7 separate regions of the Mus musculus genome follow, and all the other regions are linked to region 1. Evidence: chromatin loops called from intact Hi-C (ENCODE). Cell type or tissue: heart. All regions are shown on one strand.

Region 1 (4,000 bases):
TGGTGCACAACTTTAATCCCAGCACCCAGGAGGCAGAGACAGGTGGATCTCTGTGAATCCGAGGCCAGCCTGGTATACACAGCTAGTTCCAGAACAGCTAAGGCTACACAAAGAAATCTTGACTCAAAACAAAACAAAACAAAACAAAACAAAAACAAAAACAAAAAACCAAAAAAAAAACAACAACAAAAATACCCAATGGGATAGACAGACAGGCAGATAAAAAATACCCTACATGAATGTATGAGATTTCCAAATAACAGAACAAGCTTTATTTCAAAATATAGCCATAATTTAGTCAATTTTTAAAGTCACACTAGGAAGTCACAGTAATGGCAATGGTGGAAGCTGGCCGACTCTGCCTGACAAGTTCCTCTGGTTCTCTTTTAAAGGTGATGCTCAGAGTATTTAGTGTGGATTTCGTAAGAGAATCCAAGAAGAGCAATCTCAATAGCTTTGCCAGGGTTTGGACAAAAGATCTTGAAAAACCTAAGTCACTGTGCCCTGGCTCATCTTCCAGCCCTGGAGACAAGTCACAGCCAGAAGCCAGATGGCCTTCCCATCTCCCCAGCTAATATCTATATTGTAATCTAAATGTAATCCAGAAAAATTACAGCTCATACCAGGGAATAAATTAGCATGGAATGTGAGCTGCCCTCACTCTTTTGTATATTTACTCTTGTTGGGGGTGCCTCTTCCAGTGTGCTAAGATGGACTATTAATAATCATGGCAAGTATCTGAGGCTGGAGGTACAACCAAGATTTCCACCATGCTAGACCCAGAGAAGGTTAGTTACTATATCTCTATAAAGGAGGAAAATAGGGCAACATGAAAGCAGAGAAAAATGAGTGTTCCGAGAGAGACCCCTGGATTTTGTGTGTACTTTTTGATGACTACTGACTGGACTGATGAATTGACTCTGGCACAGTGTAATCTGACGATGGAACTCATCTGAATGCCATTACAGATTAGGGAAAACAATCATGAGTTTGTGCAATTAATCCAAGTCTCTGGCTGAAAGACAAGTACCAAAGACCAGAATCTCACCAATGTACACTGAACTAATACCTAACATCTGAACTTTGTCTGAAAATAGGTCCAAAGTCCTTTCAAGGTTAAATAGATCTTTGCATAGAGTTTGCTTTCCAACAGCCAAAAATTGTGCTGCAAAGTTGCGGAGAAAGAGAGGACCATGCCCACCAGATCCAATAGTGCCTCCTGCTGGAAATGATCAGAACTTCCCATTAGGTCAAACGACCTCAGCTTCTACAAACAGGCTTCATGCTGCTTAAAAGGTTCCCCTTCATATTTAGCGTCACCACACCAGACGTTTGCATAATTCATACTGAACTGCATTTGTGCATTACTTATGTTTTCTTCAAACCGCCCTGAATTACTTAATGTCCAGCTCATTGCCAACTTTCCCAATCCTTCCTGGGGTTTGTACAAGCTGTTCTCTTTGCCAAGCAAACACCTGCCCTTGGTTAAACTCTTCTTTCAGAGTTAAGATGAAAGTTGACTTCTAAGAAGTCTTGCTTAATGATAAAAATTAGACTTATCAGCTACTGTTCTAAGTTCTTTCAAATCATTAAGGTTAACTGCTGGAAATGGGGACGATTATATGTTACATGAGAGTAGAAATTGAGGCAGAAAGGAAATTTGTAAAAGTGTTAGAAAAATGAGCCAGGAAGTTTGTGGTAAAGAAAGGAAACGTTAATGCCTGACTGGAGAACAAGGTAGTTAAGAAAGATGATGGAGAGGGTGCAGAGATGGCTCAGTGCTTAAGAGCATATAACTGCTCTTCCAGAGGCCCCAGGTTCGATTCCTCTACCCAAATGGCAGCTCACAAAGGTCTGTACCTGCAGTTATGTGGGATCTGATGCCCTCTTCTGGCCTCCGCAAGCACATGGTGCAGACAATTAGGAAATACAGTAGAAGGCTGCTCTTTGGGGCATGATCTGCTCAAGTCTCTGTAAATGCTTGCTTTAGTTCTTTTGTACTAACATAAGGGGCACTCTTGGACTGTGAATCCTAGGATCATATAGCTCAAGTGAATGGTCACTGGAGCCCAAGCAGTCTTGAGGTGCAGCCACGTCCGGCTCGATCAGTTTCCAAGTATGACAATTTGCCTCCAAAATAGTCGCGTAAAGGATAGTGTGCATCGAGACACGGGAGAGCTCAAGGCCTGCCTTCCATCATCCCAAGATCGAATGCTGTGAACATCTCCATACTGGTTCCTCCGGTTGTTGCCTTAGGGAGAGGAACGTAAGCCTTCCCCCATTGCTTCAGTGGAAAAAATCTCTCCTCACAGACTCGGCGCCCAGAGGGCTGACCACAGCCCGCCAGGTTCATACCCGGAAGCTTCGCACCCCCAAATTGAGCGCGCGCAGAGGCGGCAAGGGTGGCGGGAAGCGCCTCCGCCCCGTCCCGTCCACTAGTCCGTGTCGGGGGCGTGGCGATAACAAGCCCCGCCCACACCAAGCTGGCCCTCTCGGCAACCGGCACAACACAACAAAATGGCTGCTGTGCTGTCGGTCTCCTGAGGGGAAGTATCCCGGCGTCTCCGCCTCGCCCCTCCCGCTAGGCCGTTCCTTCCCGTGCTGAGGCGGTGAGTGTACTTCGGCGTCCGGACCGAGCCTGGGTGGCGGGCGGCAAAGGCCGGAAAGCCCTGGTCCAGCGTGAGGTGTGCCGGCTCCGGACGCATTCGGGGCGGGGGAGTGTGCTTGGAAAGGGGATTGGACGGGAAGGAGGAGGGCCGGGGCCGGCGTGGGCAGGGGAGGGAGGGCAGGGGAGGAGAGGCGTGCACAGCCTAGGTCGGGGCGCTGCTGAGTCGCAAAGTTGGGGTGCGGCGCTTAGAAGGATGAGGTTCCCGCAGAGAGGGAAGAGTGCCGGGGTGTGTCACCGTCTGCGGGATAACTGCGATGGAGATGGGCTGGCGGTCCTGAGGGCTCTGCTGTTTAACCTCAGTTCTGTGACTCTGAGCTTGTTCCTTTTTTCCTTTTTGAAGCATGTGTGGATGATGGGGGTGGGGGGACGGACACGGGACACATATCGTGATGCGCATATGGAGGGCAAAGGACAACTTTGTGGAGTCGGGTTTTCTCCACTTTTCCGTGGGCTACAGATACAGAACTTAGAACGTCAAATTAGCACAGAAAATGCCCTTACCCACCGAGCCATCTCACTGGGGCTCTGGGCATGTCCCTTAACCACTTCCTAGATGTCTTAGTTAAGGTTTCCATTGCTGTGGTAAGACATTGTGACAGAAAGCAACTCCGGGAGGAAAGGGTTTATTTGGCTCCCATGTCTCTGGTTGCAGTGCATTCTATATCACTAGACAATTCAATTATTTTGTATCCTACATCATAGTCTTCTCTTAAAAAATCTGAAATTATAAACCATCTAGAATTATTCTTATCAAATCCTCATTAAATTATTATGAGGTCCTATGTTACTTCCCCTGATTAGTAAATTATTACTTCTAAGTAATGATTCCTATAGAATTAGGGAAGTATTCAGTGGGTTCCAGAAACCTGGATCACTGAAAGATTAAGTGATGGTTCCACACCCCTGCTTCCCTCCCTGAGTTGCCATAGCTCCTGTGAAGTCTGCATGTAGAAACACACACTATCTCATAGGCTGACCCTCTCAGTGAATCAGGGTTCTGAGAATGGACAGCACTTATGGACAGAAATAGAATCTGCAAGGACAGCTTCGTTGGTTGCAGATGAGCATTTGTCTTATTTGAAGATGGTCTGATACCACACTCAGCTAGTTTTTTCAAAAGTATATTGTTAAACTGGGCTTTCAGTTTCGTTTTGTACATGAAGGTAGTATTTGGCTATAGGGAAACTCAAGGCCAAAGGAAAGCAGCCTCAGGCCAAATTCAACTTATATAAAGATTTGTATGCAACATTCTATTACAATATCCTTTTCTGATACCAACTTGTCATTGGATTGAAAACTACTTAATATACTATCTCACTAAATATTTTTTTT
Region 2 (4,000 bases), 64 kb before region 1:
TATCTTGTGAGAGATTCTAAAACAATTAACAGAAATAGTTGAGTATTTTTCTTTTGATAATAAAAATGATTTATTAATTAGATTTTACATATTGTATTATTTTTCCAGGTATTTTATCTTAATACAGTCATTTTGTTTGATTTAAAGGACCAATGATAACTTCGGAATTTACTTAATTCTTGAGTTTAAGGATGTTAACCCGATATTACAATCTGTAATATATCAGAAAATCCATAGTGACGTCTCTAGAAACATGTAATGCACAGGTCATGCTTCTATGGATCATAAAGTTTACACCTTACATACATAGAATAATGATTGGAAGCAAGGGTTTATCTGAAAAGGAAAAGACTTACTTAGTTAAAAAATAATGATAATAAAGAATGACAGGAAGTGCCACGGTCTTCAGAGTTAACAGCCCATGTGAGTTGGAGACCTCGTGCTTCTGTACAGGAAGGAGCAGGTTTGAAGAGACCAAGCCTCTGAGCCTCGTTTGTGAAGTGAGAACATGCTGTCCTGGTTGTACTGTGTGTATTGCAGTTATCTTCAGCAATAACTAAAGAATCTCTATCAAGTACCTCATCCCATGACTGCTGAGATGAAGCAAGCAGTCTACAAGAGGGCTGCCCTCAGGGAGTTCCCAGTCTATCGAAAACTGTAAAGACAAGAGCCTGGCAGAGAGGCATCCCGTCTGTAACCCTGGCGCTGTTGCTACTGAGACTGAGACAGGAGGAGTTTGAGGTCGGTTTGTAGTGAAGAATGAATTCCAGGTCACCCTGAGCTACAGTGAGACCCTGCCTCAAAGCCAAGCAAACGGCAAAACTCAAAAGAAACAAGAAAATAAAGACATTGAGGTAAGCATCTCAAAGAGAATACGAAGGGGCGGTGTGGGGGTAGACCACACCCAGAGACAGCGCCCTGAAGATGAGGTGAAGCTCAGTGTGGAAGACAGGGTGAGGTGTGCGCTAAATGAGGTGACTAGTGTAAAGGTACCGGGGTGGGACAGTGCCAGTCATAGAATCTCATAGTGATGCATAACGGCCATGGGACAAGATAAAGCTTGAGATAATGACAGTAATGGCAAGAAGCTCAATTCTGCACTGTAGAGTGCATTGTATTTTCAAGTAAGTACACAACTGAAAAATTAATCCAGTTGGGCAGTGGTGGTGCATGCCTTTAATCCCAGTGCTTGAGAGGCAGAGGCAGGCAGATTTCTGAGTTCGAGGCCAGCCTGGTCTACAGAGTGAGTTCCAGGGCAGCCAGGACTATACAGAGAAACCCTGTCTCTAAAAACCAAAAATAAAATAAAATTTTCAGTTTACTGAAGCTCCCCAGTTATAAAATACCTATACTTTAGAAGAATGCAAACAGGCTGATTTCCTTTTTTAGAAGGAAGGGGGAAACGAGCATAAAGTGGCTGGTTGAGGTTCTGTAGCAGCTGTTTGCAGATGCTCATGTCTAATACATGCACTGCTGTTCTCCCTTAGAAGCAGGACCGGGTCTCCATCTCTACATTGCTTTGCTCCCAGAACTCTCCGTTACATTGTAGCTGTATTCAAATATACAGACACATGGTAGCTAATAGGTATCAGAAGTTTGTGCATGTGTGTTTCAGACAGAGCTCTGTTTCCCAGGCTGCAGATGAAGTCCTGGGCTCCTGCAGCCCCAGTCTCCTGAGTATCAGGGATGGTGGTGGGCTCTGCTGGATTCCAACACTGAGTTGTGGCTTTCCCTACCAGGAAGCAGCCTCATGTTTGCATCTATGGCACTCTGCTAACACTAGGTGGCTCCACTTGATTGTGTAGGTCCTTACCAGCCAAAAGTTCCAGATGTGCATTTTAGAGAAAATTTGTTTAATAACAAACATTTTTTTGTACTTACTTGGGATTAGATGGAATCTTGAAGTCAGGAAAAGAGATAATTCCGGTGTAATCATTTTCTTCTACAATGTCAACTTCTGATCCTTCGGGGTCCTTTGAATAGAAACCGATGACCACACCTTAGTTCACTTTCTGTTACCATAAAAGAATATCCAAGGTGGATAATTTACAAGCGATGGAGATTTGCCATTATTGTATTGCATAAATGCTTTGCCAGTGTGTACATCTGTGTTCCAATGTGTGTCTGGTGTCTGAGGAGGTGGTGTACCTTCATGTGGGTGTAGGGATCGAATCTGGATCCTTTGCAAGAGCAACAAGAGCTCTTGGTCAAGGAGCCAACTCTTTTAATTACTTCTTGATGGCCGTGCTTTTAAAAAGGAAGTAGAACAAGGATGGGTTTTGATGGCTTATATCAGCATCCTCCCCTTGTTAATTTAGCTTGTACAGGTATCCTATGTGTCTGTCATGGAGACGTAAATCTATAATGCTTCATTCACATTGGGTGTTTAGTGACATCATATGGTTTAGTGTAGAGTGAGGATGGGATCATGGAGGGAGATTGCTCGATAAATATGCTAAAGTATTATTTATAGAAAGAAAATACTTACTATGAAAGTTAAGACAGTCTCCCGTTTGGCTGGCTTCAAGTCGTCACCCAGAGAATAGACTCTGATCTTTACTGCAAAACCAAGTAACATCATCAGAAACTGCAGACATTGTTTCTATCTTTCCTTTATTTATTTACTCTATCTTTTCTCTTTTTTTCCATTTTTTATTAGGTATTTAGCTCATTTACATTTCCAATGCTATACCAAAAGTCCCCCATACCCACCCACCCCCACTCCCCTAACCACCCACCTATCTTTTCACTTTAACTTTTCAGTCAGGGTTTCATTCAATTAGTTAGCCTGGTCTCGAACTCACCCTGAACTCATGATCCTCTTGCCTCAGCCTCTCACATAGTTGGGACTATAGGCTCATGCCACCAAGCCCAGTAGATTTTTGTTTTAATTTCACAGTTCTTAATGAGCTAACTCTCATTTGAAAGACTGTATTCACAATCCATAAATGAAAATGTATGTTGAAAAAAAGAGACCCCTAGGATTCATATAAGGAGACTACTTGTATTGAATTTAACATACAGTTCAATGTGTTAAATACATTGCAACCCCAGGAAGCCTTTGGGAATGCATCGTTAGTGTAAAATAACTTGTGTCTGTAACTGTTTACCAAGTAGCTACCATATGGATGGATGGGAGTATGAGGTGTTTTTTATCAGAGTTAGTGGGAAATTGGCAGTTTGATTCAGACAGTATGTTATTTCTCTACTTACAAAATCCAACAGGGCTAAAACACTATGACCGAAGCAACTTGGAGAGGAAAGGATTTGTTTCAGATCACAACTCTCAGGTGATATTCCATCATTGAAGGGAGTTAGGCAAGGAACTCGAGGCAGGAGTCTAGAGGCAGGGACTGAACCGGGGGCTGTGGAGGAACACTGCCTACTGGCTTGCTCTTTCTGGCTTGCTTAGCCTGCTTTTATAAATTCAGGGCCATTTGCCCAGGGGCATCACCCACCTCCCCCATTATGGGCAGGACCCACCTACATCAATAATTGGTACAACTCCATGAAACAAATTGTATTAGTATCTTTTTTTTTTTCAGATGGGGAAGATGGGCTGTGAGAAATGAATTCACAGACTACCAGTCAATAAAAGCTATGCTTGGATCTGACCCCAGTTAAAATGGCACCAGAGTCTGATTTTTAACTACTCTCTCTCATTATCTGTCATCAAAGGAAAAATATTTATAAGAAGTTATCTCATTATCTAGAGTAAATGAAGACACCAGATTTTCTTATCAGTCAAGTCATGATGGGAAAACAGGAGGCCATTCCCAAAAGAAGCCTTAACAACCAAGAAAGGCCCTGGGGTTCGGGATTGAGACTACACACTTGCTATACAAGAGTGATGACGCTAAGTGATGGGTAGTGTGGACGGTACCATTTCCAGGATGCATCCTCTATGATAGGAGTGCAAGGTGAGAGGTTATACTTAATTTTATGTGGAGTTAGGCTGAAAGGATGAAAAAGATGATGGTTTTTCCTTTATTTAAAAAAA
Region 3 (4,000 bases), 280 kb before region 1:
CCATGAGGGTCCTTGTAGCCTGTAAGATAAAGCAAATTAACAATCTCCATGATGCTGGCACAGTGAAACATACAATCTTAGCTTCTTAGAGGCTGCCCTTACAAGATAACTAAGTTAGAGATCAACCTGGGAAATATGTGATCATGGAATGCTCAACTAAAGTCTAAGCTTCCATTTGTAAAACAGAAGCTATTCTAACTTAGCAGTGTGCGAATCAGAAAAGCTGCAGTGATACGGCACATCTAAGCCGCTAACTGCTTCCTTAGCTCTTTTCTTTCTGCACACCCCCCTTGCTATCTTGTGCCTCTCACCCTTCTCAATGTAAACACTTAACTTGTTCTGCAGTCCTCAACAGAAACAATCACAAAGCTCTGAGGAAATGTGTAGTATGATAAACATTCCTAAATTGGGAGATGAGAGCATGAATTTGGTTTCTGCTTCTAAGCAATTATATTTATGTTGGTCCTAATAACTGAAGCAGCGCCTAAAAATATCACGCTTGATTCTAACATGGTTCATAGAAGAAGTCAATACTACTGCCCTTACCAACAAAGAGGCTAGGGCCCAAGAGGCAGGGTGGCTCAACCAGAGTTACACAGGAGCAGCAGCTCAGTAGTACCCAATCTCCACCTGCATCTTCTACAGGCAAGGCATTATGGGTGTAAACTCAATGTTTTCCCTCCTTCTAGTCTGCATAACCTATGCAGGTAAGGAATCAAGGCTTCAGGCCTGTGAGATGAAGTGCTTACTGAAAAGCCTGATGACCTGGGTTGGATACCCAAAACCCACGTAAATTTGGGGGGAGAAAACTGACTCCATAAAGCTGTATGCAAAACCACGCACGCACACACTGGCATATACATGCTCCCTCCAACATCCTACATAGACACAGACATATAGACACACTAAAAATCATTTTTTTAAAGAACAAAAAATAAATACTCATTGTTGTTGGGAAGGTTGTCTCCTTGCCTCCCCTTTCACAACCAGTTAAAAGGTAGGCCAGGCGTGGTGATACATGCCTTTAATCCCAGCCCTCGGAGGCAGAAGCAGGCTCTGTGAGTTTGAGGCCAGTCTGGTCTACACAGAGGATTATGTGTACAGAAAAGTATTCTGTGAATATTGAGGAAGCTGATTAAATATTGCTTCAAGAGAGAACTGGAAAGAAAAGGGATGAAGTCCCTTTTAACAAAACATCTTTTTGTATTTAAAACCATGTGACTACACTATTGTAAAGATCTTTTCCTCCTTTTGCTTGTGATATTTAGAAAATTGTTTTTACTGTTCCTTTTTGTTTTGCTTTTTGTTTTATTTTGTTTTTTGAGACAGGCTTTTGCAGTGAAGCCCAGACTGGTCTCACAATTCACAAGACTGGAGTGCTGGGACTGCTGGAGTCCACAACCACCCTTGGCCTAAAAGCCATTAATTTAGAGACTAATCTTTTAAACCTTTGAAAGAATACAAATAATGTTTATAAAACACGGGCTCTGAAATTTCACTTGTTGGGTAACCATGGGCAAATCATTTCTTGTGTTTCAAGCCAAATTTCCTCACTTGTAAACTGTCGCCTGGTACTGTTTTACCTACAAGATTGTTAGGGTTAAACAGCGTTCTGTACAGTATCTGGCACACTATAAGCCTACAATAAATGCCAGTTACTGTTATAATGTAGTACTAATACTGTCATTTCTCCCCTTTTAAAAAGAAGCATCATCTCAAATACACACCTGTTTTCAAGGCATACACACAAGCATGGTGCCTTCCTACACATACTACTACGTTCTGCATTTTATAAACCACCTGTCCACATTTCATCATCTTTAATTAATTAAAGTGCTAGCCTTGGGGCATCAATGTTAACTCGTTTCGCGGCTAGGAAAAACCGAAGCACCAGAAGGCAGGAACTCTTAGCTCTAATTTTCCTGTCTAAAATTAACTCCGAGTCTCTCAGCCCGTTCGTGACTCCCTTGGTCCCCTGCTCCTGGAGCCGTGTTCCGCGCGGCACTGACCTGAGCGAGCGCCCCGGGGCCCGGGACCTCGCGCCGGGCTCACACCGACTAGGCGCGCTCGGGCCGCCAGAGCGTCGCAGCGGCCGGGTCCGCTCCACAGCCATGGCGCCTGCGGGGAAAGGGAGAAAACAGGCCGGGGCGGCGGGTCAGTAACGCCGCGGGCGCTGGGGATTCCTGTCCAGCCCGGCCCGGCCAATCGCAAATACAGACCTGGACCTACGGCCGCTGCTCTGGGTCCGCAGCCTCACAGGGGAGCGGCTTCCGGTGCTGCTGCGTCATCTCCGCGCGCCATTCCGGCGCCCAGCGTCGGGCGGAAGCGGCTCTACTTCCGTCTCTGCCCTCCAAGTACCTGGGAAAGAATGGCCCCGACTGTGGAAAAGGGCCGAACATGTGCTGTACCACCGTCTGCGCTTACACCTTATGATCCTGAGCAAGGTGGACCTCTAGATTTGCACAATGTTTATTTTCCTCATCTACTTTTTTTTTTTAACCAAGTTAGGGTAATATTTCACAGGAGAGAAAGGGCTAAGGCTCCAAATCCACATGTGACGATATTCAAACAGCCCATTGACACCTGGCACCTCCCAAACACGATTCTGACACAGCTGAACAAATCCCTAACTGCGCGAGGTCTATGTCTAGTCGTAGGAGGAAGACAGGACAAATAACAAAGTATACTGCAGGAAGCAAGGACAAAACATGGTAAGGGAGTTGGGTAGGGGCTGGGTTAAGCTCGAATCCCAGGACATACATGCACGCTGTCCAAACGTGGCCACTTAGCCACGGAGACAGCTGTTCTCCGAAGCGCTTGTTACATATCAGCTAACTAGCGTGAAGCCTTTAGTCCCCCCAGATAGAAGTGGTAAGCAAGAAGCTCTATAAATGCTGCTGTGTGAAAGCTTTGCCTGTCTGTTTGATGGGACAAGGTTTTTCTGTAACTCTGGCTGACCGGGACCTCGCTCTGTAGACCAAGCTGGTCTTGAACTCAAAGATCTGCCTGCCTCTCCCAATAGCTTGGGACTAATGAATGGTGTGCGCCATCATTGCCCAGTTTTTGGTTTGTTTGTTTTTGTTTTTCCTATTTAAAGCTTTTGTTTCCCTTGGGTTTTTTTTTTTTTTTTTTTTTTTTTTTTGGGTTTTCGAGACAGGGTTTCTCTGTGTAGCCCTGGCTGTCCTGGAGCTCACTTTGTAGACCAGGTTGGCCTCGAACTCAGAAATCCCCCTGCCTCTGCCTCCCGAGTGCTGGGATTAAAGGCGTGCGCCACCACGCCCGGCTAGGGTTTTTTTTAAGAGTTATTTATTTTATGCGTATGAGTACGCTGTAGTTGTGAGCCTTCATGTGGATGATGGGAATTGAATTTAGGACCTCTGCTCACTCCGGTCAACCCCGCTCCCTATGTGAGACCGGCGCTCGCTCAGTCCCAAAGATTTGTTATTATAAATAAGTACACTGTAGCTGTCTTCAGACGCACCAGAAGAGGGCGTCAGGTCTCATTACAGGCGGTTGTGAGCTACCGTGTGGTTGCTGGGATTTGAACTCAAGACCTTCAGAAGAGCAGTCAGTGCTCTCACCCACTGAGCCATCTCACCTGCCCTGTTTTCCCTTGTTTTACAGCAGCCGCCAGAGCAACAAGGCGAGAAGGGCAAATGCTAGGAGGAAAGGGAGAAGGAGTTAACAGTTCTTATACAAGCCTTGGGTGTCTGGTCTCTTAGATCTAATTAGATCTCTTAGATCTGTAGATCTAATTCCTTAGCCCTTAACGCCTGCTAGTGTTGCAACTCTTGGCCCACAATCCCTGAGAATCTTGGCTTTAAAGACTTGACAACCAAGCTAGAGATAGTGGCCCGGGTGCATACTCCCAGCACTTTAGAGGCAGAGGTAGCATAATCAAGAGCTCAAGGTCTCCTTTCCGGGTTGGGGAGGTGAGCAGGACCCACAGTCTCCCTTCTCAGTTGTTACAAACTTTTCTTCTTCAGCCCTCTCTTGCTTT
Region 4 (4,000 bases), 340 kb before region 1:
CTTTTTTAAAAAAAAAGAGAGACAGGATGAAACTGAAATTTGATTTTAGTGTAAACTGACTGCTGTAATATATATACAGACAAGCTTGAAATGACATGAAGTTGTAATGTGGTCAAGTAGTGATTTCCATTTTTCCCCCCTTTGAGGTAGGGTCTCAACATGTAGCCTTGGCTGTCTTTGTACTAACCAGGCTGGCCTCTAACTCAGAGAGATCCCCTGCTTCTGCCTCCTACGTGCTGAGACTAAAGGTGTGCACCAGTAGATTGGGCTTAGTGATTCTATCTTAATACTAGTCTGATGCAACCCAAAGGAAGATCAATGTTATGACAGTATTACAAGCCTGACTGAAAGAGCTGTGTGATGCAACTTCTATAGCAAGGATGGAGTTGACTGAGTCACTAATCTTTGAGGAATGAGAAAGGAAAAAAATTCCTGAACACTGATTCATAGGCTCAACATTTTAGTGACTGTGCGTGTGATGTTTTAGTAGTATTTGCACAGTGTACTTATGAAGCTCAGAATACATTTAATAGGAATACTGGAGTCATTTCCTGCCTGTAATAAATGGCCCAAGTAGCCTTCATAAGCATGTCTATAAGGACTTGGGGTGCAGAGATGGTGGACCTGAGAGTTCAAGGCCAGCCTGGTGGACATGTTGAGCTCCAGGCCTGGAGACAGATGTCAGTTGTGTAGCATGCATAGATGCAAGTCCCATGGTAGTACATGCCTATGCCTGAAGTTCTCAGCACTTGGGAGGTATAGATAGAAGAAACAGAAGTTCAAAGTCATTTGCTACACAGTTTGAAGACTGGGGGTGCATGAAATTTGTCTTTAAACAACAAAAAAGGGTGGTGGTGGTGGGAATCAATAGTATAAATTATGGAGTAAAATCAACCGGGTTATTAACTATATTCTCAGCACTTATCAATCGACCATTCTAGCTATTTAATCGCTCTTGGTCTCAATGGTCTCTTCTGGAAAATGGGAAAAATGTACCAAGACTTGAATATGAATAAATGACACATGGAAAACACATAGGAGGATCAGTAGTTATAGACCAGCTTGGGCCTGTGTACAATGCCTCTCAAAATACATAAAACAAAACAATGAAGTACATAATAAGCTCAAGTAGTAACTTGTTTTGTTTGTCCCCCAACATACTATTATAAAAGAGTAAAGCATCAGCAAGACTTTTTTGTCTGCTAAACGTCTTTAGCATTATCAGCCCTATTCCAAGAGTCGAATAGGGTGGTGTCAAGAAGGAAGAGGGAAAGAGGAAGGACTTATAAATAATAACCAGTGTCATAAATGGAAATGCTATGCTAGAACAGGTTAGCGAACAATAAGGCGCTACGAGAGAGAGAGAGAGAGAGAGAGAGAGAGAGAGAGAGAAGAAAAGATACATCTCATGGTGGAAAGTGCTCGTTTGACCATAGTACTGAATCTCCGCGGCGGAGAAAGGGAATAGGTTACAATTGGCCAGGCCAATCCTGGGACTTAACCCCGGCAAAGGGAAGATTCGAAAGGCCTGGAAAGACACATACGGCTAGCCTTGGGGTGAAGGAGAAACACGGTTAGCTGAGAAGCACCAGGATTCTCAGCGAGGCAGAATCCAGATCAGGCCCCAGCTCGAGACGTGCAGGCCGGGCGAGTAACAGGGCCTGGACTCTGGGACATCCGAGAACGTGTGGAGGCTGGGGAGGGCGATCACAGCTGAGGCCGGGCAGCTCAGGACGCGGGGAATCGAGGAGGAGAAAGGCCGCGTACTTCTTCAGAGTGAGAGACAGAAAAGGAGACCCCGAGGGAACTGACACGCAGACCCCACTCCAGTCCCCGGGGGCCTGGCGTGAGGGGAGGACCTGAACGGTTACCGGCGGAAACGGTCTCGGGGTGAGAGGTCACCCGAAGGACAGGCAGCTGCTGAACCAATAGGACCAGCGCTCAGGGCGGATGCTGCCTCTCATTGGTGGCCGTTAAGAATGACCAGTAGCCAATGAGTCAGCCCGGGGGGCGTAGCAATGACGTGAGTTGCGGAGGAGGCCGCTTCGAATCGGCAGCAGCCAGCTTGGTGGCATGGACCAATCAGCGGCCTCCAACGAGTAGCGACTTCACCAATCGGAGGCCTCCACGACGGGGCTGTGGGGAGGGTATATAAGGCGAGTCGGCGACGGCGCGCTCGATACTGGCCGAGACAACACTGACCTGGACACTTGGGCTTCTGCGTGTGTGTGAGGTAAGCGCCGCGGCCTGCTGCTAGGCCTGCTCCGAGTCTGCTTCGTGTCTCCTCCTGACCCCGAGGCCCCTGTCGCCCTCAGACCAGAACCGTCGTCGCGTTTCGGGGCCACAGCCTGTTGCTGGACTCCTAAGACTCCTGCCTGACTGCTGAGCGACTGGTCCTCAGCGCCGGCATGATGAAGTTCACTGTGGTGGCGGCGGCGTTGCTGCTGCTGGGCGCGGTGCGGGCCGAGGAGGAGGACAAGAAGGAGGATGTGGGCACGGTGGTCGGCATCGACTTGGGGACCACCTATTCCTGGTAAGTGGTATCCGTCGAAGGAGGAGGGGGTGGGGAGGAGTGGGGCGTGGCCTCCGGGGCCAGCGTGAGAAAGTGAGGTGCTGATTCCTTTTCTGTGGGGTTTCCCCGTCAGCGTCGGTGTGTTCAAGAACGGCCGCGTGGAGATCATAGCCAACGATCAGGGCAACCGCATCACGCCGTCGTATGTGGCCTTCACTCCTGAAGGGGAGCGTCTGATTGGCGATGCGGCCAAGAACCAACTCACGTCCAACCCCGAGAACACGGTCTTCGATGCCAAGCGCCTCATCGGACGCACTTGGAATGACCCTTCGGTGCAGCAGGACATCAAGTTCTTGCCATTCAAGGTCGGACCCGTTTTTTTTTTCTCATGCTAATGGGGCGGCTGGGGTGATAGGAGTATTTAGGGGTTGCCACTTGGCCAAAAACACTGTTCAAAGGACTTAAAAGAATGTGTTCGGAATTTATGTAACGGTTTTACATCTAGTCGTTTTTAGTGTGTTATAAAACATGACACACTGTTAACAATGTCTAGAAGTTGAAACAGACTAAAACTGTCGATCTATCTACAATACAGCTGTGCTCAGTTTTAGTTGTGATTTCCCCCTAAGGGACAGAGATGAATCAAGCTATGGGAGGGAGGAAATGGATTTTTTTTTTTAAATCGTTTGTGGTGTCATTGTTTCCTCTTCGGAAAAATTACCTTTAAATTACTTTATGCCATAGGTGGTTGAAAAGAAAACTAAACCGTACATTCAAGTTGATATTGGAGGTGGGCAAACCAAGACATTTGCCCCAGAAGAAATTTCTGCCATGGTTCTCACTAAAATGAAGGAGACTGCTGAGGCGTATTTGGGAAAGAAGGTGAATAACGTGTGAAACAGTGTTGAGTGTTTGATTGCTGTTGCTCCCCCTCGATGACTTGTGTAGGGAAGCCTTCATGGTTTGAAACCTTTCAATTTTTTTTTAAAGATTTATTTATTATTATACATAATTTCACTGTAGCTGACTTCAGACACACCAGAAGAGAGTGTCAGATCTCATTATGGGTGGTTGTGAGCCACCATGTGGTTGCTGGGATTTGAACTCAGGACCTTCGGAAGAGCAGTCAGTGCCCTTACCTGCCGAGCCATCTCACCAGCCCCAGAAACCTTTCAATCTTAACTTTTAGTGATTTAGTGTTTTGTGGGAGGTCAAGGTATATGCTAGTCAGCCTTTATGAGTTACCACTGCTTAATTCTAATGACAAAAGCGTATGATATAGCAGTAAACTGACTTAGAAACTGTTGTGGCTTGACTAGTTGATAAGAGTGACAGAAGTGAGAACACCATGTACTTCAATCATCTTTAAGTATGATTGCACGGTTGTCCTTCTAGGTTACCCATGCAGTTGTTACTGTACCAGCTTACTTCAATGATGCCCAGCGACAAGCAACCAAAGATGCTGGCACTATTGCTGGACTGAATGTC
Region 5 (4,000 bases), 420 kb before region 1:
CCAAGAACACTTAGAGGGGAGGCTGGAACAACCCAAATGCCAACTTCATTTCACAGGAAGGTATATTCTCTCAGACATGTGTGCAACTCCTCACAGTATCTGTAGCCTGGGTATAGCTCAGTGATAGAGCATACATAAAACCCTGGGTCCTACCCACAGCATGTGTATCGATGTACACAAAAAACCTGTAAAAAGCAAAGACTACTAATGGCCTTCCTTGAGATTCTACCACATGGATTCCTGAGGATCCCTAGGCACCAAAGTCATTGTCATTTGCTAGAAAACATGGTGACAACATGGTCGGTATGTTTGGGGGTAGAATCAGGATCATGGAGAATACAGAATAGAAAACAGAAGAAAAACACAAAAGCCAAAGTCTCTACACCCTACTTTTCTACCCCACCTCGTCCCAACAGGATGGATTTCTCAAAAACAAACAAACAAACAAACAAACAAACAAACAAAAACCCAGGGAGGCTTGGGCAGATGGCCTAACTGGGAAAGTACTTGCAAAGTGAGAATGAGGGCCTGGTTGGATACTTAGCCTCGGTGCATGCCTATCCGCCCAGCGCTGCAATGGTAGACACAGTAGGTAACTGAATTATAGGGCCCTGGGTTCACGAGACACCTAAGAAGACACATGTTGCTGACCATATGCACATTCCCCAGCCCACAGAGAAGAGTGCTTGTCAAATATGCAAAAGCCCTAACAGCGGGAGAGGCATAAATGAGGGACAGTCTAGCAATATCTAGAGTCAGTTGCCATAACTGGTTGGATCATGAGTGCTGCTAAACACCTACCACAGAATAGGCTCATAGATCAAATAACTACTAGGCTCCAAATTTCAGGGCCATTGGGTTAACAAACTATGACTCAGGGTCTGGAAATGGCTTAGGGTACTCAGCTACAAGTACTGGCTACCCTTGAAGGGAACTTGGTTTGGTTCTCACCATCTACAGGGCAGCTCACAACCACCTGAAACTCCAGTTCCAGAGGATCTGCTGCCCTCTCTGACCTCTGATGGCATGCACGTGGTGCACATGCAGACCAAACAATAATACATAGAAGAGAAAATAAACCTTTAAAGAAAAGAAGAAATCATGACTCAAACATATGGCAAATGACAACTATGAAACAACTGTGTAAACCTGAGCAATTTAAGCTAGAAAGGAAATGGGTTCCTAAGAAAGGGATGCCTGGGTCAAGATCAAACAACTCATCCCACAGAAGACACAGAAGACCACGTGAGGCAGGCACACGGCAGGCAGAGATGCTCAGCAAGGCTCTCTGAATTCAGACTTGTCTCTTCCTACCGTGTTGTCCCTCAAGCTGCATCCACTCTGACCGTGAATGTGAATGGTAACAGATGCATTTTCTTTACTCTACCAAACAAAGGTACAGCTAAAATATCTTTGTAGTCCCGCACAGACATTAAGCACAGTACTCACTGGTCACGAAGTATGTCCCCATCCTGGTTAGGGTAGAAAGCAAGCTTGAAGATCCGATTCATCACACTCCGCTCGATGGCCAGCTGGGCATCCTGCAGCTGCTCCTCACTGGCATTCTGCCATATGACATCCTGAGCCATCACACCATACAGGAACTGTAGAAAATCCTCCACCTGAGCCGTTTTATCATCAGCAGCAGTAAGTTTCTGAAAGTCTCCAAGAAAAACAGTATCCTTTAAAATACACCATAGAAGTAACCCTAAAGGGGAATTACAGTCAACCTCCTATCTGCACTTTTGTTTTCTGTTTCCATTATTCTTATCTAAAAATATTAAATGGAAAAGTTCTAGAAATACACATTTGTACATTTTATTCTCATCTCTCTTGTTATTGTTACATTTATTTCCCTGTCAGGGGGTGTGCACCTCCATAGTATGCATTTGTAGGTCAGGGGACACTCGTATGAGTTGGCTTTCTCCCAGCAATCAAACTCAGGTCATCAGGCTTGGTGGCAGGCCTTGACTCACTGAGCCAGCTTCCCAGGCTGTTCCTACTGTTTGAACTGAAAATTGTTCGGCATGAAGAAGTCTAGAAACCTCATTCTATTCACCACAGATGAGTTATTCCTTTGGTCAGGACAGCCATACTGTATACATGGCCTACTCAGTCACCTCCCTTGCAGCTCAGTTATCCATTCAATATGCAGGTTCAGTACTACGCAATTTAAGTCTCCACTATGTCGGGGTAGCCTTAGAGCATGACTCTCATGAAAAAGGGGTGGAGGAGTGGGGTCTACAGAAATCATTCTGATTAACAAATAATACTAACACTATAATCTTAAAGCCAGAATATCAAAAGGGAAAATTAAGAAATATGCGAATATTTAAATATAAAATATACACAGTTTTTAAAAACCATGTGAATACAACCTTTTTGGGGGTGGGGGGATGGGAGGCTGGAGACAGGGTTTCTCTGTGTAGCCCTGGCTGTTCTGGAACTCACTCTGTAGACCAGGCTGGCCTTGAACTCAGAAATCCGTCTGCTTCTGCCTCCCAAGTGCTTGGATTAAAGGCGTGCACCACCACTGCCCAGCTATGTGAGTACAACTTAAGTCATGGTGTAAATGCCTATATTCTCATCATTTGGAAGGCAGGGGTAGGAGGGTCACAAGCTGGGATACACTGAAACTGTCTCAAAAAACCACAAAAATCAATGCTTGGCATTGCAACACATACCTTTAACACCAACATTTGGGAATAAGAGGGAGGAAGATCCATATAGTTTATGGCTAGCCATGACTACATAGTGAGTTTGAAGCTACCCTGGCCTATATGAGACTTTGAGTTAAAAATAATAAAAATTAAAAATAAAAAGTAGATACAAAATTTTAACATCTCCAACTCTCTTTGAAATGCATATGGGGGTTTTGTCTGAGTGTATGTCTGACGCCTGAGGAGACCAGAAGTTGTCCGATTCCCTGGAACTAGAGTTAGAGATGGATGTCAGCTGCCATGTGAGTGCTGGGAATTGATTCCAAGTCCTCTGAAAGACCAGCAAGTGTTCTTACCTGCTGAGCCATCTCTGCAGCTTCTGTTCCATTTTTAATATATAGATACTCAATCTCAGATAAAACTAATACAATTCAGACACTTCATATCAGTCCTTAATACTTGTAATTTTTCTTTCTAAAGCACTGGGTATTGAATCCAGGGTTTCACATACCAGAATACAGCCAGTAGCTTATGACCTCACTCTGCTTTTGACCCCACACACATCCCAGTCAGGGTTTCTCTGTGTAGCTCTGGCTATTCTGGAACTTCCATTCATTGTAGTCCAAGCTGGCCTTGAACTCACAGAGACCCACCTGCCTCTGCCTCCTGAGTGCTAAGATTAAGGTGTGGGCCACTACTGATTGGCTTGCTTTTACTTTTAATATTGCGATGGAAGGGCGAGTGTCTCATCATATGGTGCAAGGTGACCTTGCATTCCTAATCCTCCCTGGTCTTAAACTCACTCAACGGCCCAGGAAAGCTTTCAACTTGTGATCTTCCTTCCTCAGCCCCCTGAGCAGCTTGCATTACAGAATTATACCACCATGTTTATGATTTTGTTTTTTCCATTGAGACAGAGTCTCTCTGTAGCCAAGGCTGACATAAATTCACAATCTTCCTCCCTCAGCCTCCCAAGTGATAGATTATAGGTATGGGATGTCAAAGATTATTAAAAGCAGGGCTTAATAGCATACAACTTAAACCTCAGTATTCAGGAGGCAAGGCCAGGAGGATCTCTGTGATTTTAAGGCCAGACAGGGATATATAATGAGACCTTGTCTCTGCACCCCCCAAAATTCCAAAAATCAGAATAGTGAAGTTGCTGCTGGAGCTCTCCATTATTCCAGCTTCCCACTTTGTGAGTGGCCTGCATTATCAGCATCTAGCTATACCAAATTAGCACTCCATGCAGTGTATAATATGTACCTAAGCAAAAAGCAGATCCTGAAGGCAGGGTCATCAAGATCTGTTGCCACACTCCCATTCTGAGCACCAGGTTG
Region 6 (4,000 bases), 130 kb before region 1:
TCCTCTACCTTCTTCTCTTCTTCCTCCTTCTCCTTCTTCGACATGGTCTGAGACTCACCAAAACAAGGATGGTTGGTCAGAGAGCTCTTTTAACCCACCTGTCCCCACCTGCCCAGCAACGGGGTTACAAGTATATGTCACCACTCCCCACACTTTATAGAGTCTGGGAATTAAGTTTTCCTGACTCTGCCATCTGCCCACCAGAAGATGAACTTCTTAAATCTCAATTATTTATGTGTCAGGTTAGCTTTTCCTTAAGAAAAATCTAGACTTTTCCTCAGAGTTACTTTTGGACACACTTATGATAAAAGAAGATTTTAAACCAGGACTTGGACGAACTGCTTCTGTGTTTCTCGGCATTCGCTTCAGAGCGCTCCTCTATGGAAACTGTTGCCGTTCTGGCTAACCTCTGGGGTGACTTGCTTATGTGTCTCGCTTCTGCTTTGAAGGCCCTCATGCCCCCTCACCTCGCTAGGTCCTGCACCCTTCCCTCAGAAGCTATGGATGGCATCCTCAGCTCTCTTTACATTTATAGACCCCACTGCTGCATGCATGCCTGCCTTTGTTTCTGTTTCCTGTTTCTCACCATGAGAGTATTAGATAATTTTAGCACTGTAGAGAGAAACATCTAGGCCCCTTGTTTTCTCAGACTATCAGAGGGATTTAGGGAGCTAAATCTACCAGTTAGGGGCCAAGCTGAGTCTAGGACTTGGATCTTGATATTCTTCAACATCTGTTGGTAGGGTAGCCCACAAGCAAGAGCTTCCTGGATCCCTGTCAAGTTCTTGGCATCGTGACAGACACTGGAAAATAAGGTGAAGAGAATGCTCTCAGACCTTACCTGTTGGGAGCCATTTCGCTGCTTCTCTGAAGCAGAGGGAAAAAATAGAAAGTAAAAGTCTGCTTGGCAGGCAGAGTCAAGGCAGGTCGGGACCTGTCACCTGTCGGCAGATTTCCCGGCCTGCTGAGGCAATGGAACCGTGAGAGGTACACCTGAGGTGCAAGGCTAGGGGCTGAAGATTCCATTAACCTTGGTGGAAAAGCAGAGGCCTTTGGGGCGGGAACGGATATTTTCTGTACGTTTAAGCGAATTGTTTCTGTTAGCTTGTGGCTTTGTTTCCCACAATGCTGTAAAATATATAAAGCCTAAGAGAATTAAAGTGGAGGCTGCCGCAGTGCTGACCAGACAGCCCTTCCGATGTCTAAACTTTGTCTCTGAGTCTTCTTTTCCATCTTTCTCTTATATATATATATTTTCCATCTTTCTTATAATCATCCGCACTCCCCCCTCAGAGGACTATTCCTTTGTACCAGCTGAACCAGCACACTTGCCCATGTGGAGCTCATAATGGATTCAGGCTGCCACACGCTACACAATTCTATAAGATTAAACGATGGCAGGTGTGCAAGAGTCTCGGAGGAGGAGTGCAGGCTGAGTCAGGATTTGGCTCAGTCTGGGGTGTCACAAAACGTGACTAAAGGAAGCATGCTCAGAAGGTGTCGGGTAGAGGAGGAGATGACACACGCTATCAACAGTTCAGCTGCATTTATGGCTTCATCTGGTGACTGTGGTCTGGCCTATTTGCCACCACAGTTGGGGACAGAAGCCTAATAGCCTGGAGGCCTGTGCCATGGAAGCAGGGCCCCCGCTACCCTCAGCAAGGAGAGGCAGGGGCCAGGCGCAGGCACAATTAGCTGGAGCCCTTCCACTCTTGCTTGGCATCGTGGTTGCATGCGCACTGTGGGCAGTGACACAGAAGTTCCTGGAAGTAGAAAAGTCTCTGCCAATAATGAGACACGCTGCCTTGCTAGTCTCGATGTGGTGAAGGGTAGATTCCTTTTGTCCTTGTTGCCTAGTCAGCGACCTATTTACACGTTTCTTATGTTAATTCAGTTAGCCTATGCTTTAAGAAACTCTGGTTACATTGGCTTTCATCTGAAAAATCTAGTAGAGGGCTGGGCAGGAGTGTGGACCTGGGATACCCCGGGGGTTTGCTGTATGTTTTGGAGCCTCCATTTTGGCAACTCTAAAATGGTGATTATGAGCATCCCTGTACTTTGGGAGACTCTGGAGCCACTGAGTGGGGATCTCTACGTGAACTCCTGAGACCTGAAGTGCGACACATGATGTCACTTGAAATCTAACCTCTGTGTAAGTCATTTGTGTACAGCACAGACTGAGGATCCAAGAGAGACTAGGTCCGGGCCAGAATGACAGTCTCCAGAGTCTTGGTTTCCTTTCCCGGGGCTTTTGCACGGGGCTTTGTCTTCTGGTAGAGCAATTACTGGCAAGAGTAAGTTCCAGGGGAAATGGATACTGAGAGGGAGAGGCAGCTGGGAGAGCAAAAGGCTTTCCTGTCAGGGGCACAGAGAAAGCAAGAGTGCAGAGCAACTCCCCTGCCTGCTCAGGAGGCCAGGCTGGGGGTGGCCTTCCCGGGTCAAGGTCCTCTACTGACAGATCTCTCCCATCCCCTGGGTGTGCCTGAGGCTGAGCCAGCATAAAATAACACCATTTTCAACACAGTTGAGTGCAAAGTCAAGATTTTATGGCATTTTCTGTCCTTGGTATTTTTCTTTCAAGCAAGGATATGTTTTGATAAGGGGCTACAGTTTCAGTGGGTCTCTTCTTCCGGCCCCAACCAACACCCCTGACTGCTAACTTTACAGACTTGTTTCAGTCTATTGGCACTGACATCTGATAGCCTTGGGGGACCTGTTTTCGCCTCCCCTCAAGGCTATCCATTTCACAAAGTCGTAACTCATCAGCTTGTGCTTTACTCTAAAGAAAGTGTATCTGATTCTAGGCTAGGTTTCCAAGCCAGAGGAGGAGCAATCCCCCCGCCGCAGGAGGAATCTTCGTGCAGCAGAACTTTTCATTCACAGCTGTTTAAAAAGAGGTCTTCAGCAAAGTTATTCAAATTCTCTACAAATGCTTGACAGGATGGACACGTTGTGTCTGTGGGCCAATATTCAATCCAGGTGGAGGAATCTAGAGGGTATATATACCTAGCAAGGCAAAATGGAAACAGTGTTGGTATTGGTAATGGTGCAGCAATGTTCCATACTTAATGGAAGCCAGAGGTCAACCTTGGGTGTTCTTCCTCATGCACTGTCTACATTTTTTTTTTTGAGACAAAGCCTCTTAATGGCCTAGAACTTGCCAGCAGGTGAGACGGCCTGACATGTGAGCCCCAGGGATCCATCCACCTGTCTGTCTCTCCAGCGCTGAGACCAAAAGTGTGCACCACTTAGTGTGTGTTTGTCTTTTTTAAAAAAGCTGATTATTTATTATGTATTTAATGTGTGTGGCTGTTTTGTCTGCCTGTATGTTTGTGCGCCACACATGATGTCTGGTGCCTACGGAGCCCAGAAGAGAGAATACAATCCCCTGGAATTGGAGTTCCAGGTTATTGTAAGCCATCATATGGGTGCTGGGAGTCGAACCTGGAGTCTTTGGAAGAGCAGCCTGTGCTTTCAATCACAGAGCCATCTTTCCAGACCCAATGCCTGCTTTTGTTTTTGTTTTTTTTGTTTTGATATAGTTCTTCTGGTCACTGACGCCAGTTCTTCATGCTTGCCCAGCAAGGACTTTACTGATGAAGCTGTCATCTCAGCTCAGAAGGCCAGCTCTTTACAGATAATAAGGTGCATATTTAAACATCCTATTTACACTTAGAATTCTTTGCATATGAGGGTGCAGGCTGGTGGATGTAGACATGTATTCTCAATTTCCATCAGGCTCTTGGTTGGTTGATCCCTCAGCCAAGGCTTTAGGTACAGTGATGGTAGCCAATTCTAATGATTCACTTGCTGGTCGAAATTAAGGTACCAATGGAACGCGAATGTATTAAAGGACAGTGAAGCCAGAGAGGCAGTTAATGCTGGTGACTTACTTGAAACTGAAATTGTGTTTGATCTGCAGAACCTCTTTGCCCATGATTAAATACTGCTTCCCTTTCACCAGGTTGGCATTGGTACAGCTCATCTTTTTAATGAAGGT
Region 7 (4,000 bases), 140 kb before region 1:
CATCTGTGGGCTTCCAAAATGTATTTAAGGATCTCATTTTTAAAAAGATGTCTAAATACTTTCTGGGGAGGTCATTGTCTACCATATTCCAGACCTATTCTTGCAATACACGAATACATACGTGTGTATGGATACATGTGCATATGTGTGTGGGCGTGCAAGCCTGTGCAGGCCAGAGGCTGTTTTTAGGGCGAGGCCATCATCACCCTCTGCCTCATTTATTTTGAGACAAGGTCTCTCACTGAACCCGGAGCTCAGTGATTTGGCTTCATGGCCAGCATGCCCCAGGGATCTCCTTGGTGCCAGCAATACAGGTGCATGCTGCTGTGCCCAGCTCCTTATGTAGGTCCTGGGGAGCCAAACCCAGGTCCTCAGGCGACCACGGCAAGCATTTTGCCAGCTCTTTTCTGTAACTAGTGTCTGGCTCGTAGCCACAGATTTCCACAGAAGACAGTCAGGCACTCTCTGTCCTCCGTTGGGACCAGAGAGGATGGGGGAGGCCAGCTCTCTAGCATCAGCTCCTGGCCCTGTCCTTCTCCTTCCCAGAGAACACGTCTACACAAAGCACCCCCGAGCTGCCTTGGATCCCCTCCAAGCACTGCCCTGGAAACCAACCAGGCAAGAGAGGCTAGGGTGCCCCTGGGAAGGACACGTCTATTGAGGAGCAGTAGCTGTGGCATGCAGGCACACACATGCTCATGGCTGCAGAACCCTCCAAAGGAAAGTGGAAATCTAGATTTTTTTTTTCCTGTGATACCATCATTTTTAAGAACACACCACGAACAAAAGTCAAAACCAACCAACCAACAGCAACAAAAAGCCCCTCAAACCACATGAGATTGTCCACATTTCCTGTCTGTGGGCCACTGGGTGAGACCTCTGGTGGAACCTGGCATCCCATAAACATCGTCAGTAAAGGTGTGGATTTGACGAGATGCCACTCATGCAGGCTGGACACATTCTAGTGTTTATCCAGATGTGGATTTACGACCAGGGTCATCACTGAAAATTGGCACATGCATGTTCTCTCTTAGGACATGGTCTTAATACTTAGATTTCTCCTCCAAGAAGAGCAAATGTTGAGGAAGCTGCCAGGTGTCACCCAGTGAGTGGGCGGCTGGATTGGAACGCCAGGTTGTCTGGCTACAAATCCAGTGTCTGTCAGTACCACTCAAGCTGCCTCTCTGACACCCAAAATGAAACTGCATGTTAGTTTGCTAAGCCCCATGAGGTTAGCGATGGTATCTTTTTAAATCATGTCTGCAAAAAGAACATAGAAATCATGCAACATGCAACTTGAGGGATTGTACTTACAGCTGCACACAAATATGCATCCAGACGTGGTACACATAAACATACATAACCAGTTATGGATGCATGTGCATACCCACGCTCCATCATGCATGCCATTGCCCTCATCTCTCACTTCCTAGGGCATCTGAGTCTAGATTGGGCCACCCCACAGTCTCTCTGCCTGCCCTGTGCCAGCCTCATCTAGTCTTCACCGAGAGTTTCCTGGAAATCTGACTGCGGCTGTGGTCTTTTTTCCCTAACCCAGGAGACAAATCGGCACTTTTGTTTTTTCAAAGTCTGGGTTTCGTAAACCTGGAATCCTTCCTTAATTTTTCCACTAGAAATTTCCTTGGCCTATTGCCTTTTTCCAGGACTTCGGCCAGGAGGTCACACTTGGAGCGCCCTCTGCTGGGCACCGTTCCCCCAACCTAGTGGGCACTTGCAGAGGGGATGTGGTCTCTCTCATATGTCATCAAACAGGGAAACCAAGGGTGGCTAAGGGGATGGGAGGGGGAGGGTGATGCTGGGATGTGTGTGCTCATCCTAAGTATGTGCTAATGTGTGTGCTACCAGTGGGTGGACTTGTGTGTGTTTTCATTATTGAAAATAAAAGAGAAAAGTAATTCTGAGTTCCAACTAAAGGTACTGGACTCTACTTAGGGCCCTTGAGTGGGACCAGTGACAGGAGTAGGGACATCACCTAACTCAGCCTTACTCTTCAGTGCCCATCACATTTAACAGGTGGGAAGCTAAGACACAGAGAGGTGTTGAGAGAGGGGTGGGAGGGTTGTTTTTGAGCACCTGTCCACAGATAGTTAAACCTGCGAAATCTCTGCCATTTACCTACGCCTCTTGAGGTGCCTAGTTTTGTTCTCTATTTAAATATTAAGACACAGAAGTCTCACGTAAGGAAGAGAAGGGAGAATTGTCTTGGGTTTTGAATCCAACCCGCTGTCCTCTCGTCTTCAGAGACTCTTGGATTTCCCCATTTGGCCCAGAGCAGAGGCTGAGACAAGACACAGCACAGTGCTCCAGCTCTGGGATGAAAGTCCTTGCTTGTGACTCTTCCTAGGGTGCTGTTCCCAGCCCTGATGGGGCTCTTGGAGCCCTGGGCTTCAGTGGGGAGTAGGGACCCAGAGCCAGAGCAGTGAGTTCAGGACCAGGTGCCTCTCTAGATACTCGGTTCTGCTTTGCAGCTGTCCTGAAAAGAGAGCAGGTCCTGGAAGGCGATGGGTTTGCGTTTCATTTTAAAGGGTTCTGGTTAATGGTGCAAAGAAATGCAGAACGTATTTCAGCATCACGAGACTCTTCCCCTGGCTTTTGGTCCCACCTGGCTTCCCTTCCCACTCGGCCTCATTTACACAAAGGACTGCCTGTCCTCATCTCCTTTTATGACTCCTGTCTGAAATCCAAATCCTGGCCATTATTTTTAATCGACTGAATCATTAATTGTTTTTCTTTAAGCATGTCAGGTCAGAGGTCAACTTTGGGTGTTGCTTCTCAGCAGCCGTGTACCTTGTGTTTTGAGACAAGGCTAGCTGGCCAGCTAGCTCCAGGGATCAGGTCTCTTACCTCTTCCTTTCTAGAGCTGGGATCACACACACACACATCACCACAGCCAGTTCTGGAGATTGGACTCAGTTCTTCATGCTGACACGGCAAGCATTTTACTAACAGAGCCTTCTCAGCCCAATCCTGGTCACTCTTTAAAACCCTTCTCAGAGGTCACCTCTGTGGAGCCTTCTCTCCAGAGTCCAGCAAGTCTACTCTGCCTCGCTCTTCTCTCACAGGCCCTGTTGTGGGTGGAACATCCTGGGAAACTAGCAGGTTCAACTTTGATCTCCCCCATACAGGCATCACAGTGTGCATGTGATGTGTACACTTTATATGGCTTTTGTATACTGTCCCAGTAAGAACTGTTAAAGACTGGGGTTGAATGGGAGTTTGCTAAAGAAAGCAAGAGATAAATGAGCTTTTCCACTTCTCAAGTCAAGAAAGGGAAGCTTTCTGGAGTTGATTCAGAGTTAGTCCATGGCATGGTGGTTTGAGGAGCAGAGACCGCACAAACACTGTCTCATAGAATGGAAAGCCTGGAGGTGGGCAACCACTTAGACAAGCAAGGCAGAGGGAAAATGGCTCTGCTCTCATCAGCCTGAGCTCCTCCTGTTCTTGTGTACAAGATGACGGCCGTACACAAAGGAGATGTGAAGTCCTTCTAGGCCTATCTCACATGCGGTGGAGGGGACAAGTCACAGAATGGGGAGGGATCAGAGAGCAGCGGGTCCTGCTGGATTCAGACAGCTGCAGAAGTTAGCAATGTGCTGCTGCTATAGGGCAGCATCAAACAAGGACAAGGAGTTGTAGAGACTGCTCTAAGGAGATGTCTGGAGCCCCACCCACAAGTGCACACAGAGCCAAAGCCCTTGGGAGCCATCTTACAAAGCTCTGATCAGGTGAGAGTTCTTCTGTCGCTTGCCTCCATGTCTCCTCCCTACCCATCTCTGCCCAGGCAGGGCAGCGGAAGATGTGAATACACTCAGTGCCACTGGAGCTCAGTCAGAAGACACTGGGATAGTAAATAGCACACCACACATTTAAGATTTATCACCACAATTGTCAGCAGAGACGCCATAGCTAGAAAACAGAGGAGGGAGGTCTTGAGAGCAAAAACAGCCACTGCAATCAAACCTCCAGCTATAGGAATCCA

The links. Hi-C counts contacts between places; a loop is a spot of excess contacts. Peaks named below come from ENCODE experiments on the same cell type or tissue, not always from the same donor. Only the 100,000 strongest peaks of a DNase experiment are listed, where the experiment ranks them.
Region 2: it touches region 1 in a loop (6-fold over the local background); 31 of 42 quality-filtered maps call a loop at or near these places.
Region 3: it touches region 1 in a loop (2.4-fold over the local background); 5 of 42 quality-filtered maps call a loop at or near these places.
Region 4: it touches region 1 in a loop (2.5-fold over the local background); 7 of 42 quality-filtered maps call a loop at or near these places.
Region 5: it touches region 1 in a loop (2.2-fold over the local background); 4 of 42 quality-filtered maps call a loop at or near these places.
Region 6: it touches region 1 in a loop (2.2-fold over the local background); 2 of 42 quality-filtered maps call a loop at or near these places.
Region 7: a loop joins it to region 1, with 2.4 times the contacts of the local background. A loop is called at or near these places in 3 of 42 quality-filtered maps.

The regions. Positions count from the first base shown.
Region 1 is chr2:35,107,021-35,111,020 of GRCm38, forward strand. It overlaps Cntrl (centriolin), which reads left to right and starts at 2,476. Exons shown (of 44, transcript NM_001379274.1): 1 at 2,476-2,609. In heart, CTCF peaks have their summits at 1,213 (motif pointing left) and 1,887 (motif pointing left); a DNase peak (open chromatin) is centred at 2,471; H3K4me3 peaks cover 1,965 bases; H3K27ac peaks cover 1,318 bases.
Region 2 is chr2:35,043,382-35,047,381 of GRCm38, forward strand. It overlaps Hc (hemolytic complement), which reads right to left. Exons shown (of 41, transcript NM_010406.3): 4 at 2,489-2,559; 5 at 1,882-1,973. Among named protein-coding and RNA genes, the nearest start is that of Hc, 16 kb to the right of the region's middle. In heart, a CTCF peak has its summit at 1,779 (motif pointing right); no DNase peak of the experiment used is centred here.
Region 3 is chr2:34,823,953-34,827,952 of GRCm38, forward strand. It overlaps Fbxw2 (F-box and WD-40 domain protein 2), which reads right to left and starts at 2,283. Exons shown (of 8, transcript NM_013890.4): 1 at 2,220-2,283; 2 at 2,010-2,118. It also overlaps a transcript of Gm34653 not described here. In heart, no CTCF peak of the experiment used is centred here; a DNase peak (open chromatin) is centred at 2,289; H3K4me3 peaks cover 1,883 bases; H3K27ac peaks cover 1,343 bases; H3K27me3 peaks cover 448 bases.
Region 4 is chr2:34,769,914-34,773,913 of GRCm38, forward strand. Hspa5 (heat shock protein 5) reads left to right here and starts at 2,177. Exons shown (of 9, transcript NM_001163434.1): 1 at 2,177-2,233; 2 at 2,316-2,533; 3 at 2,646-2,877; 4 at 3,257-3,394; 5 at 3,908-4,000. The coding sequence starts at 2,409. In heart, no CTCF peak of the experiment used is centred here; a DNase peak (open chromatin) is centred at 2,028; H3K4me3 peaks cover 3,496 bases; H3K27ac peaks cover 2,385 bases.
Region 5 is chr2:34,682,733-34,686,732 of GRCm38, forward strand. It overlaps Gapvd1 (GTPase activating protein and VPS9 domains 1), which reads right to left. Exons shown (of 27, transcript NM_001356441.1): 24 at 1,450-1,663. Among named protein-coding and RNA genes, the nearest start is that of Gm34372, 46 kb to the left of the region's middle. In heart, no CTCF peak of the experiment used is centred here; no DNase peak of the experiment used is centred here.
Region 6 is chr2:34,980,805-34,984,804 of GRCm38, forward strand. Hc (hemolytic complement) reads right to left here. Exons shown (of 41, transcript NM_010406.3): 40 at 3,894-4,000; 41 at 2,525-3,006. The coding sequence ends at 2,874. It overlaps Gm52552 (a long non-coding RNA gene), which reads left to right. Exons shown (of 3, transcript XR_003954034.1): 3 at 3,543-3,619. Among named protein-coding and RNA genes, the nearest start is that of Gm46733, 20 kb to the left of the region's middle. In heart, no CTCF peak of the experiment used is centred here; DNase peaks (open chromatin) are centred at 1,493 and 2,317; H3K27me3 peaks cover 2 bases.
Region 7 is chr2:34,968,847-34,972,846 of GRCm38, forward strand. The region is part of intron 2 of Gm52552 (a long non-coding RNA gene); the gene reads left to right. Among named protein-coding and RNA genes, the nearest start is that of Gm46733, 8.1 kb to the left of the region's middle. In heart, CTCF peaks have their summits at 1,692 (motif pointing left) and 1,896; a DNase peak (open chromatin) is centred at 1,695.